2 separate regions of the Homo sapiens genome follow, and region 1 is linked to region 2. The links are chromatin loops, found by intact Hi-C in ENCODE. Cell type or tissue: PC-3. All regions are shown on one strand. Region 1 has its middle 55 kb from the start of GABPA. Region 2 holds the start of LOC105372756 (a long non-coding RNA gene).

Region 1 (5,000 bases), 73 kb after region 2:
CCAGCCTGGGCATCATAGGAAGACCCCATCTTTACAAGTAATTTAAAAATTAGCCAGACGTGGTGGTGCACACCCGTAGCCCCAGCTACTCAGGAGGCTGAGGCAGGAGGATCACCTGAGTCTGGGAGGTTGAGGCTGCAGTGAGCCTGTTCACACTACTGTACTCCAGCATGGGCAACAGAGCCAGACCCTGTCTCAAATAAATAAATAAATAAATCTCTTTTAATTAATGCAAATCAAAACCACAGTGGGATACCATCTCTCACCAGTCAGAATGGCTATTATAAAAAAGTAAAAAAATAACAGATGCTGGTGAGGTTGCAAAGATAAGGGAATGCTCATATACATACATTGCTGGTGCTCATGTAAATTAGTTCAGCCACTGCAGAAAGCAGTTTGGTGATTTCTTAGAGAACTTAGAATTACCATTCGACCTTAGCAATCCCATTATTGGGTATATAATTAAAGGAATACAAATTATTCCACCAGAAAGACGACATGCATGTGCATGTTCATTGCAGCACTATTCACAGTACCAAAGATGAGGAATCAATCTGAATGCTCATCAATGGTAGACTGGATAAAGAAAATGTGGTACAATATAGCATGGAATACTATGCAGCCATAAAAGAAGAATGAGATCATGTTCTTTGCAGAAACATGGACAGAGCTGGAGACCATTATCCTAAGTGAACAAAGGCAGGAACAGAAAACCAAATACTGCATGTTCTCACTTATAAGTGGAAGCTAAGCATTGAGAACACATGGACACAAAGAAGGGAACCACATACACCAGGGCTTAGTTGAGGGTGGAGGGTGGGTGGAGGGTGAGGATCAAAAAACGACCTATCAGATACTATGCTTATTACCTAGGTGACAAAATAATCTGTACATCAAACCCCCTTGAAACATAATTTACCTGTATAACAAGCTTGCACATGTATCTCTGAACCTAAAAGTTAAAAAAAAATTTCATTGCCTCAGTGGCTGTTTTGAGAGCATTAAGAGGCTATGAGAGCATTGAGAGGCCCATTTTCCCCCTCTTCCTACCCATCTCAGACCCATCTCATTTCCCCATGAAACTCTGCCTCATACTTCTGTCTGAGCACTCTGAGCCCTACCAGCATGGTCCTTTGGCATCCAGAGCTGTTGGTGGCGCTGAAGGACTGAACACTCCTGCTTTTTCTCAGGCAGAATTCCAATGAAATGTCCCCACACTGATCACTGTTATTGGTTCATAGGCATAAAACAGAAACAAGGATTCTTAGTTGGTGTGTATTGTACCAATGACATCTCACAATCTTGCCTTGAATTTCTTTCAGCTTGGCAAAAACCTTTTCTTCACTGGGCATCCAATATCTTACTATAAAAAATTGACTTATAGATCCTGAGGCAAAACTTGGGTTAAAAAAATGAATTTAAACAGGTAACATTATCTACCTTTAGACAGAAAAAAAAAGAATAATCACTTTCTAAAACAAGGTTAAAATGCAAATTATCTTAATTAGAAAAATCACCCATTACAGAAAGTATAACAACAAAAAACAGTCCTAAATGAGATCCTCCTTGAAAATCATGGTCTTATGGAAGGAAGTTTCATAACAGAAAACATTTGTGTAACCTCAGCTCCAGCATTTTCCATTTGCAAATATCACAATATGCTCTGTGGGGAGTGTTAATGAATACATCTGTTTGCCTCCTTGCACAGTTGAATAGTATCTGAAAACAGATCTGTTTTCACATTTCAGAAAGATATCCAGTAAGTTTGTGTTGATGAACAGTGTTAAGTTACATGAGTTCCTTTACCTTGCCGTTTAAACTAACACTAAGATACAGGAGTCCCTAAACAGCTGCTAAAACTCAGGGACATATTATTTACTTTGGAGCCATAAAGTACCCAGGCAGACATTTTTATCCCAACATCTGTTAATTTTCACTCTGAACCATTACCACTCCTTTTCATAAACAGCGTTGTCCTTGCTTTGGACTTCCTCTGTTGTCTGTCGTGACTTCCTGTAGGGAGAAAGATGGTGCAGGAGCCCAAAGCTAGAAATTTAGCCCCAAGAGGTTCATTTACTACTTCTACAGAGCAGAGAAGCCATATGAAAGTCTGTAATTACTGCTACCTCAATGTATTGCTGCAGTTCAGAGCATAGGAAGATCTGTCATTGCAAAGAGCAGCAGTTTCACAGCTTCCAAACTCACGATGGCTTTGTGTGTTTGTTTTGCTGACTCATAGAAGATCAGGTAAATGCATTCACTCAGCCCCTCTGATTCCAGATGTGGAATCCTGATGTTCTGCCATGCTCCCATTCCCATTTTAGCCTTGCCCCCAAATACGTTTCCTCTTGATTTGGCCACATTATTAGATTTGTATCCTCCTTCCCCCGCTGCTGTATGCCACATGTGTGGGATACCTTTGCCATAGTGACATCAACTGGAACAAGTTGGAACTGAAATCTCTAAGCATCACAGAACCTCCCAGATTCACATTTTTTTCTACATGACTTAGAAATACCGCTGTAATAATCTCTGCCATAAAAATAATCCCAGTTGGATTTGAAAATAGACTTTGCAAATTCCAACATAAATAAAAATAATTTTACAAGTGTACACTAATGGCCATGAGAACTGGCTAGTCCATATATTTAGGCTCATACTTTGGAAAACATGCTGGCAATAATGATATGAGAATGATTCTTAAGTTAACTCTCAAATTTTTAAGAAGACTTCTACATAAATTCATATGAATTAATAGCCAGTTAATACTTATATTTTTTTATTAAACTTTACTGAAATATTCATTTACTGGGCAAATATATATTTTAAAATCAGATTTATGTAAGGCACTAATAATGCAAGATGGTTAACATATTTACACAAAGTTGTATGAATCTTGGGTGTTCCCTATCCCCTGGGAATTTACAGCACAACCATTAGGTTAGTGCGAAAGTAATTGTGGTTTTTGCCATTAAAAGTAATTGCAAAAATCGCTATTATTTTTGCACCAACCTAATAGATAAAACCCATTTACAATACAATTGGATAAAATCTCTAAAATATAGACTGTGTTAATTGCCATAAAAGAATGCTACAAAAATTCAGATGAAGGAATCAGTTAGCATTTTAGTTGGAATTTGAAGACTGGGTACAACTTTTAAAAAATTGACATATAATAGTTGTATATATTTTGGGGGTATATGTGATATTTTGATACACGCATATAATATGTAATGGATCAGATTTTAAAGTAATGGAAATTAACAATAATCTATTACTTTTTATTCCCAAAAGTCATTTTAAATTTTATTCTGGGACTAGGCTTTGCTGGTTTGTTTTTTTTTTTTTTTTGGGGGGGGGGGGACTGAGTCTTGCTCTGTCACCCAGGCTGGAGTGCAGTGGTGCGATCTTTGCTCACTGCAACCTCTGCCTCCTGGGTTCAAGCACCTGCCTCAGCCTCCCCAGTAGCTGGGACTACAGGTGTATGCCACCACACCTGGTTAATTTTTTATTTTTAGTAGAGACGGGGTTTCACACCTTGTTAGCCAGGCTGGTCTCGAACTTCTGACCTCAGGTGATCCACCTGCCTTGGCCTCCCAAAGTGCTGGGATTACAGGCATGAGCCACCACGCCCCGCTGGGACTAGGCTTTCTTTTTAAACTTTGTCAGGTAGGATCAGGGCAGCCTTTAGTCTCTAGCATTCCGAGTACTCTATGCCTTATAAGGTTTTCCTCTCTGGCTGGTGGAAGCACAACCATTACTTCTCCTGTGTATGCTCTGAGGATTGTTCCCTGTGCTCCTGTCACGTGGCTCCTTCCCCAGCCTTGGGTAGGATCCTCCCGTGTATATCTACTGACCAGGTCTCACTGGACAGCCCCAGGGGAACCCTTTGCAGATCTCCCAAGCTTGATCTCTGTGCGATTTTTTTCTCTCTGCTCTGTGAACTCTAGCTGTCTTGGCTTCCCAGTGGTTTCTACTCTCTCTGCATGCTGCAACCCTGGAATCTCAGTTTAAGCTGATAAATAAATGAGACTTACCTCATTCTGGTTATACCATCTTAACCATAAGTGGGAGTATGACTACAGTGATCTATTTTTATAGTAGAAATTGGAATAAGCAAATGTGTTAAAAATCCTTTTTCTAGAGATAACGAATGTGTATTAGTGAATTGTCCTCCGATTCTTTAACACTTATATGCAGATATACTCAAATAAATACACACCCAAACACAACTTAGACGTCTGCAGGAAGGCTTTCCATTCCTTAAGATTTACATTTCCTAAATCTAAAACTGGGTAGATTTTTGGTTAATTGCCTCCAAACTCACCTTTTCAATGCATTTTTATGAGAGGCACATGTGCAGGTGGCGATAGTGGACATGGAAGGATATAACTACTATACTCTGAGCGTTTGCGTCTCCCTAAAACTCACATGTTGAAACCTAGTCACCAAGGTGATGGTGTTAGGAGGTGGGGCCTTTGGGAGCTGATTAGGTCATGAAGGCAGAGCTTTCATGAATAGGTTTAATGCTCTTACAAAATTGGTCCCAGACAGCCGGGCGCGGTGGCTCACGCCTGTAATCCCAGCACTTTGGGAGGCCAAGGTGGGTGGATCACCTAAGGTCGGGAGTTCAAGACTAGCCTGACCAACATGGAGAAACCCCGTCTCTACAAAAAATACAAAATCAGCCGGGGTGGTGGCACATGCCTGTAATCCCAGCTACTTGGGAGGCTGAGGCAGGAGAATCGCTTCAACCTGGGAGGCGGAGGTTGTGGTGAGCAGAGATCGTGCCATTGCACTCCAGCCTGGGCAACAAGAGCAAAACTCCATCTCAAAATAAATAAATAAATAAAATTGGTCCCAGAGAGCTGTCTTGCCCCTTTAACCATATGAAGACCCAGTGGTGAGAAGGCGTCATCTATGAACCCGGAAGTGGGTCCTCACCAGACACCAAATCTGCCAGCACCTTGATATCAGACTTTCAAGCCTCCAGAACTGTG
Region 2 (5,000 bases):
CAAAACAACACACACACACACACACACACACACACACACACACACACACACACACACAGAGAGAGAGAGAAGAAGGCTGGAGGAGTATGCTGACAACACAGCACGAGCTAGAAATGTGACCTTTCACATGAAACTTCTTGGTTTTATTTTAATTAAAGAAAAGTGTTTTTATTTTTATAAAGAAATATTCATATTCTTTCTTGGTTTCAGTTTGAAATGGTCATCATGTCTAAGCATTATGAAAATCACTAAACCAGACCAGAGATAGGATTTAGAACCATCCTGAAATAAATATTTAAGCTGAACATAATTAGCTTCATGATATATGTATTTCATTTTTTGTGTAAAGGGATGGCATTAACAGAAAAGGGGCAAAAGTTCTTATTAAGTAGACAGCATGTTCTACCGTGAGATGGAGATTAGGGTTATTAATATGAACCCCTGTCAAGAAGAGTCTGACAGTTCTTTATACAGGAAAAATAAGCCAATATTCTGAGCCCCAGGCTAAAACTTTGGCTTTTGGCAACATAGAGAACTGAAGCTTAACGCTGTTGAGAAAGGAGAATCCAGTTTCAAGAGCACAGGGCAAAAAAACGAGTTCATTGCCCAGGTCTGCCTCTTATGAGTGGACCTCTCTAGAATTCAATTTTACTCTTTCTGAAGAAGAGAAGCAACAAAGACTTAAAGAGATGAGAAAGAAAAGTATAGCAAGAACATCATCAGCTAAGGCACATTATTTTAAAATTGAAACAGTACTGTATTCCTGGTTTTGATGACTGTGCTATAGTTATGTAAAATGTTGTGCTATAGTTATACAGGGGAAGCTGGATGAAGAGTATACGGAGTACTCTATTCTATTTTTGCACCTTTTTTAAAGTCTAAAATTACTTCAAAATGCCAGCCACAGTGGCTCATGCCTGTAATCCCAGCACTTTGGGAGGCCAAGGCAGGTGAATCACATGAGGTCAGGAATTCAAGACCAGCCTGGCCAACATGGCAAAACCCCATCTCTACTGAAAATACAAAAATTAGCCAGGCATCATGGCAGGTGCCTGTAATCCCAGCTACTCAGGAGGCTGAGGCAGGAGAATCGCTTGAACCCAGGAGGCGGAGGTTATAGTAAGCTGGTATCTTGCCACTGCACTCTAGCCTGGGTGACAGCACGCGACTCTGTCTCAAGAAAAAAAAAATCACTTCCAACTAAAAGATTTAAAAAACATTATTATATGGTATAATACCTTAAAAAGCAGTTGGCAGAGACTCATGGAAATCCAGGCACAGTCTGTGTGAAACTGTCTCACGGTCTCTTTTCAAGGTAATCTTTGTGGCCACTGTCATTATTTGTAAATAGTTGAACACTGTAGTCCTCCTTATCTGCAGTTTCACCTTCCAGGGTTTCAATTACCTGTGGTCAACCATGGTCTGAAAACATTAAATGAAAAATTTCAGAAATAAACAACTCATTAGTTTTTAATTGCACGTGGTTCTGAGGAGAAATCTCAGATGAAATCTCATGTTGTCCTGCTTTGTCCTGCCCTGGACAGGAATCATCCTTTTGTCCAGCAGATTCACACTGTAGACACAACCCACCCATCAGTCATTGACACTGTCTGTTTCTGACTCCCAACCTTCGTCATCCTTGTGGCTTAATGATCCAGAATCACCTGAAGCAGATGATCCTCCCTCTGACAATAGGTCAGAAGGTCAATAGTAGCCTAATGCTAAGTCACAATGCCTACGTCATTCACATCACTTCATCTCAGCACGTAAGCATTTTGCCATCTCACATCTCACATCATCACAAGAAGGGTGAGTACATTACAGTAAGATATTGAGAAAAAGACCATGTTCACATAACTTTTATTACAGCATATTGTTACAATTGTTCTATTTTATTATGTTATTGTTGTCAATCTCTTACTCCGCCTAATTTACAAATTAACTCTCACAGGTATGTATGTATAGAAAATGTGCACTGTGGGTCTTAGAAGGTATGTCCCTCAGATAAGGGGGGACTACTGTACTCTCATAGGGGCTCAATAGTCATTGCCAATGAAGAAAATCTGAAGGTGTCCCTTTGAACCAATTTAGATTGAAATGACACAAAACATAAACTAAGGAAGAAGCAATTCATCAAAAACAATGGTATACCAGATAACTTAGAGACTGAGAAAGAAAAGTTAAACTCACTATGTGAAGTATTTTATTAACACTCTTTTAGGGGAAAATCAATTTGGTTTAAAACAGAAGGAATTTGGTATCTTCAGGCCCTATTCATTTTTGCATGGTCTTTGTAATCAGATTTCTGGCCAGTCTGCTGTTTACTTTCAACCATCGACCATGTCCCTCTTCTATGCACTGATTTTGAAATTTCATTAATGTTTACCAGCTCTCTCACATGGCAATTATGTTAAGTATTTTTCATAGAAGACTTTAACATATAATTTTAATTTTCTGAACTATTAGCCTTTTATCAACTCCCAAAATTACTTGATTTGTGTTAAGAAAACACATACATTTTATTCTAAATACTCTTATACAGATGTACCATGTAATAGTTTCTTGGCATTCTCAGTTTTCTAATTATTAAAAGTTTATACCCAACATTAAATGCATGTTCTGTTGCCCCAAATTGTGGTACAAGTCACCTGGGAACAGAAATACAGGTCAGTGCAGAGGCTACAGAAAAAAACAAAAATGTTCTTTCATAACATTCTCCAAACCTTTGGACAGCAGAGGGATCATTACATTATCGTTGAAACATTTGCAGGCAATAACTAAATAAATGGATGAAAGAAGCAAATTTCAAAAGCCTTGCTGGGATTACAATGCCTGCTTTTTGCCACTAGGAGGTGCTCTGAGGGCAATAGGAAGAGGAAGAGCTGATTGAGTTGCTTGGTCTCCACCAGGCTTGCAGAAAATTGACAAATGGGCAGATAAAGCAAAAAAGAGCAAAAGCCACAAGACTCCTTAGGCAGCATGAGCCAATGAATGGCATTAAAAGTGGAGAAACTGCCAATCAGCCAATATTTGCAAAATTAGTTGCAATACACTGAATTTTGTGTTCCTCCTAAAAATTCATATATTAAAATCCTGGCATCCATGATGATTGTATTAGGAGGTGGCGCCTTTGGGAGGTGAGGCCTTTTGAGAGTGACTGCCCTCATGGATGGAATTAGTGACCTCATAATAAAGACCAGAGAGAGACAATGGGGAGGAGAGTTCCTTTGTCTCTTGGGCCATGTGAGGACACGGTGAGAAAGCCATCTGTGAACCAGGAAGCATGACCTCACCAGACACTGAATTTGCTGGTGCCTTGATCTTGGCGGTCCCAGACCTCCAGATCTGTAAGAAGTAAATTTTTATTGTTATATGCCACCCAGTTTATGGTAGTTTGTTACAGCACCCTCAATGGCCTAAGGCACTAGTCATTTGAATATTCTGCTTAACAGCTATAATCTAAGCTCTAGGGTACATGTGCACAACGTGTTCTAGGGTACACATTGTGCACATGTACCCTAGAACTTAAAGTATAATAATAAAAATTAAAAAAAATTAAAAAAGAGAGAAAGCAGGAACATTTAATTTGTATTGAATAACATTTGGCCTTTCTTTAGCTATTTAGTAGAATACTATGCTCTTACAATGCATTTGTGTGATTTCTTCCTTCATTTAATGAACATTTACTGAGTCCCTACTATGTCCCAGGTACTGGGGATAGAAAAGTGAACAAAAATAGACAAAACACCTGCCTTTATGGTGTTTACATTTTAGTATCATTATGATAAATATTATTTATCATGCAGATTTTTACAGGCAGTTTTTAATTTCTTATAGTTTATGGATCACTTGAGAATATATTGAAAACTGTGGGTCTTATTCCTTTTGGAAAAATAAATAAATGAATACTAAATAGAAAAATGTACGAGTATATGTATATACAGTTTGTTATTTCTCAATATTAGCTGTAACTGTTTTTGCCATGCCTTCTGATAGTTCAGTTTTTGCCCTGTTTTGGAAGTCCTGAACCTATAATTTATATATTTATTGGAACAAGATGCAGGCAGATAAATTTAGACAACATCCCCTAATTCCAGATTATTTCAAAGAACCACTGAGCCGTCTTCTGGAATGCTGATGTTCATGTAAGTTATATGATGAGAGTCGGGGTCAGAGTTTTCCCCACTCTTTTTCTCTTTCTGGCCTCTTTTTCCAGATCACTAATTCCATCCATGAGGGCAGGACCTCCCAAAAGGCCCCACCCCGAAAGGCACCACCTCCCAATAATATCATCTTGGGTGTCGGGATTTTAACACATGAATTTTTAGAGGGGACACAAAATTCAGCCTATTGCAACTAATTTTGCAAATATTTGGTTGATTGGCAGTTTCTTTTTTTCTTCGAGTCTTACCATTCAATCGTTGGTTATGTTCCATTGATTGTTCATGCCTTAGCATAATAAATTGGGTTAAATTCTATTCTAATATACAGTCATGCTTTTTAACAGAAAGCAATCATGAATTGTACGAACAAAACACTGGCTTCAGCCGAAAATGCACCATTAAGTTATTGAGCTTTTAAAAGACACATGTTTAGACGGCAAATCTTTGGGTTACTATTATGTCATTTGTAGCATAACAAATTAAGACAAGCAGCATTCAGATGAAAGTATAATTAAGAAATACAGTTGGTTGCTGAGTTTTTCTGTCATGAAATTAGAAACTCATATTTCCACAACCCAGGGAGAAGAAATTTATTTACCACTAAATCAAATGTATTCACAACTAAGAAGTCATTTACGTAGTAAAGTGATATAAAGAAAGCAGTGGCTCAGACTTGTAACCTCAGCACCTTGGGAGGCCCACACAGGCCGATCACTTGAGCTAGCCTGGGCAAAATGGAGAAACACCATCTCTACCAAAAAAAAAAAAAAAAAAAACTAGCATGGTACGGTGGTATGTGCCTGCAGTCTCAGCTACTTCGGAGGCTGAGAAGGGAGG

Evidence for each region. Hi-C counts contacts between places; a loop is a spot of excess contacts. Peaks named below come from ENCODE experiments on the same cell type or tissue, not always from the same donor. Only the 100,000 strongest peaks of a DNase experiment are listed, where the experiment ranks them.
Region 1: it touches region 2 in a loop (6-fold over the local background); 13 of 110 quality-filtered maps call a loop at or near these places.

Annotation. Positions count from the first base shown.
Region 1 is chr21:25,787,679-25,792,678 of GRCh38, reverse strand. No RefSeq gene overlaps it. Among named protein-coding and RNA genes, the nearest start is that of GABPA, 55 kb to the right of the region's middle. In PC-3, CTCF peaks have their summits at 1,156, 2,230 and 2,430; a DNase peak (open chromatin) is centred at 2,318; H3K4me3 peaks cover 1,044 bases; H3K27ac peaks cover 395 bases.
Region 2 is chr21:25,860,565-25,865,564 of GRCh38, reverse strand. It overlaps LOC105372756 (a long non-coding RNA gene), which reads right to left and starts at 3,219. Exons shown (of 3, transcript XR_007067828.1): 1 at 2,724-3,219; 2 at 1,239-1,422. In PC-3, a CTCF peak has its summit at 2,849 (motif pointing right); a DNase peak (open chromatin) is centred at 2,854.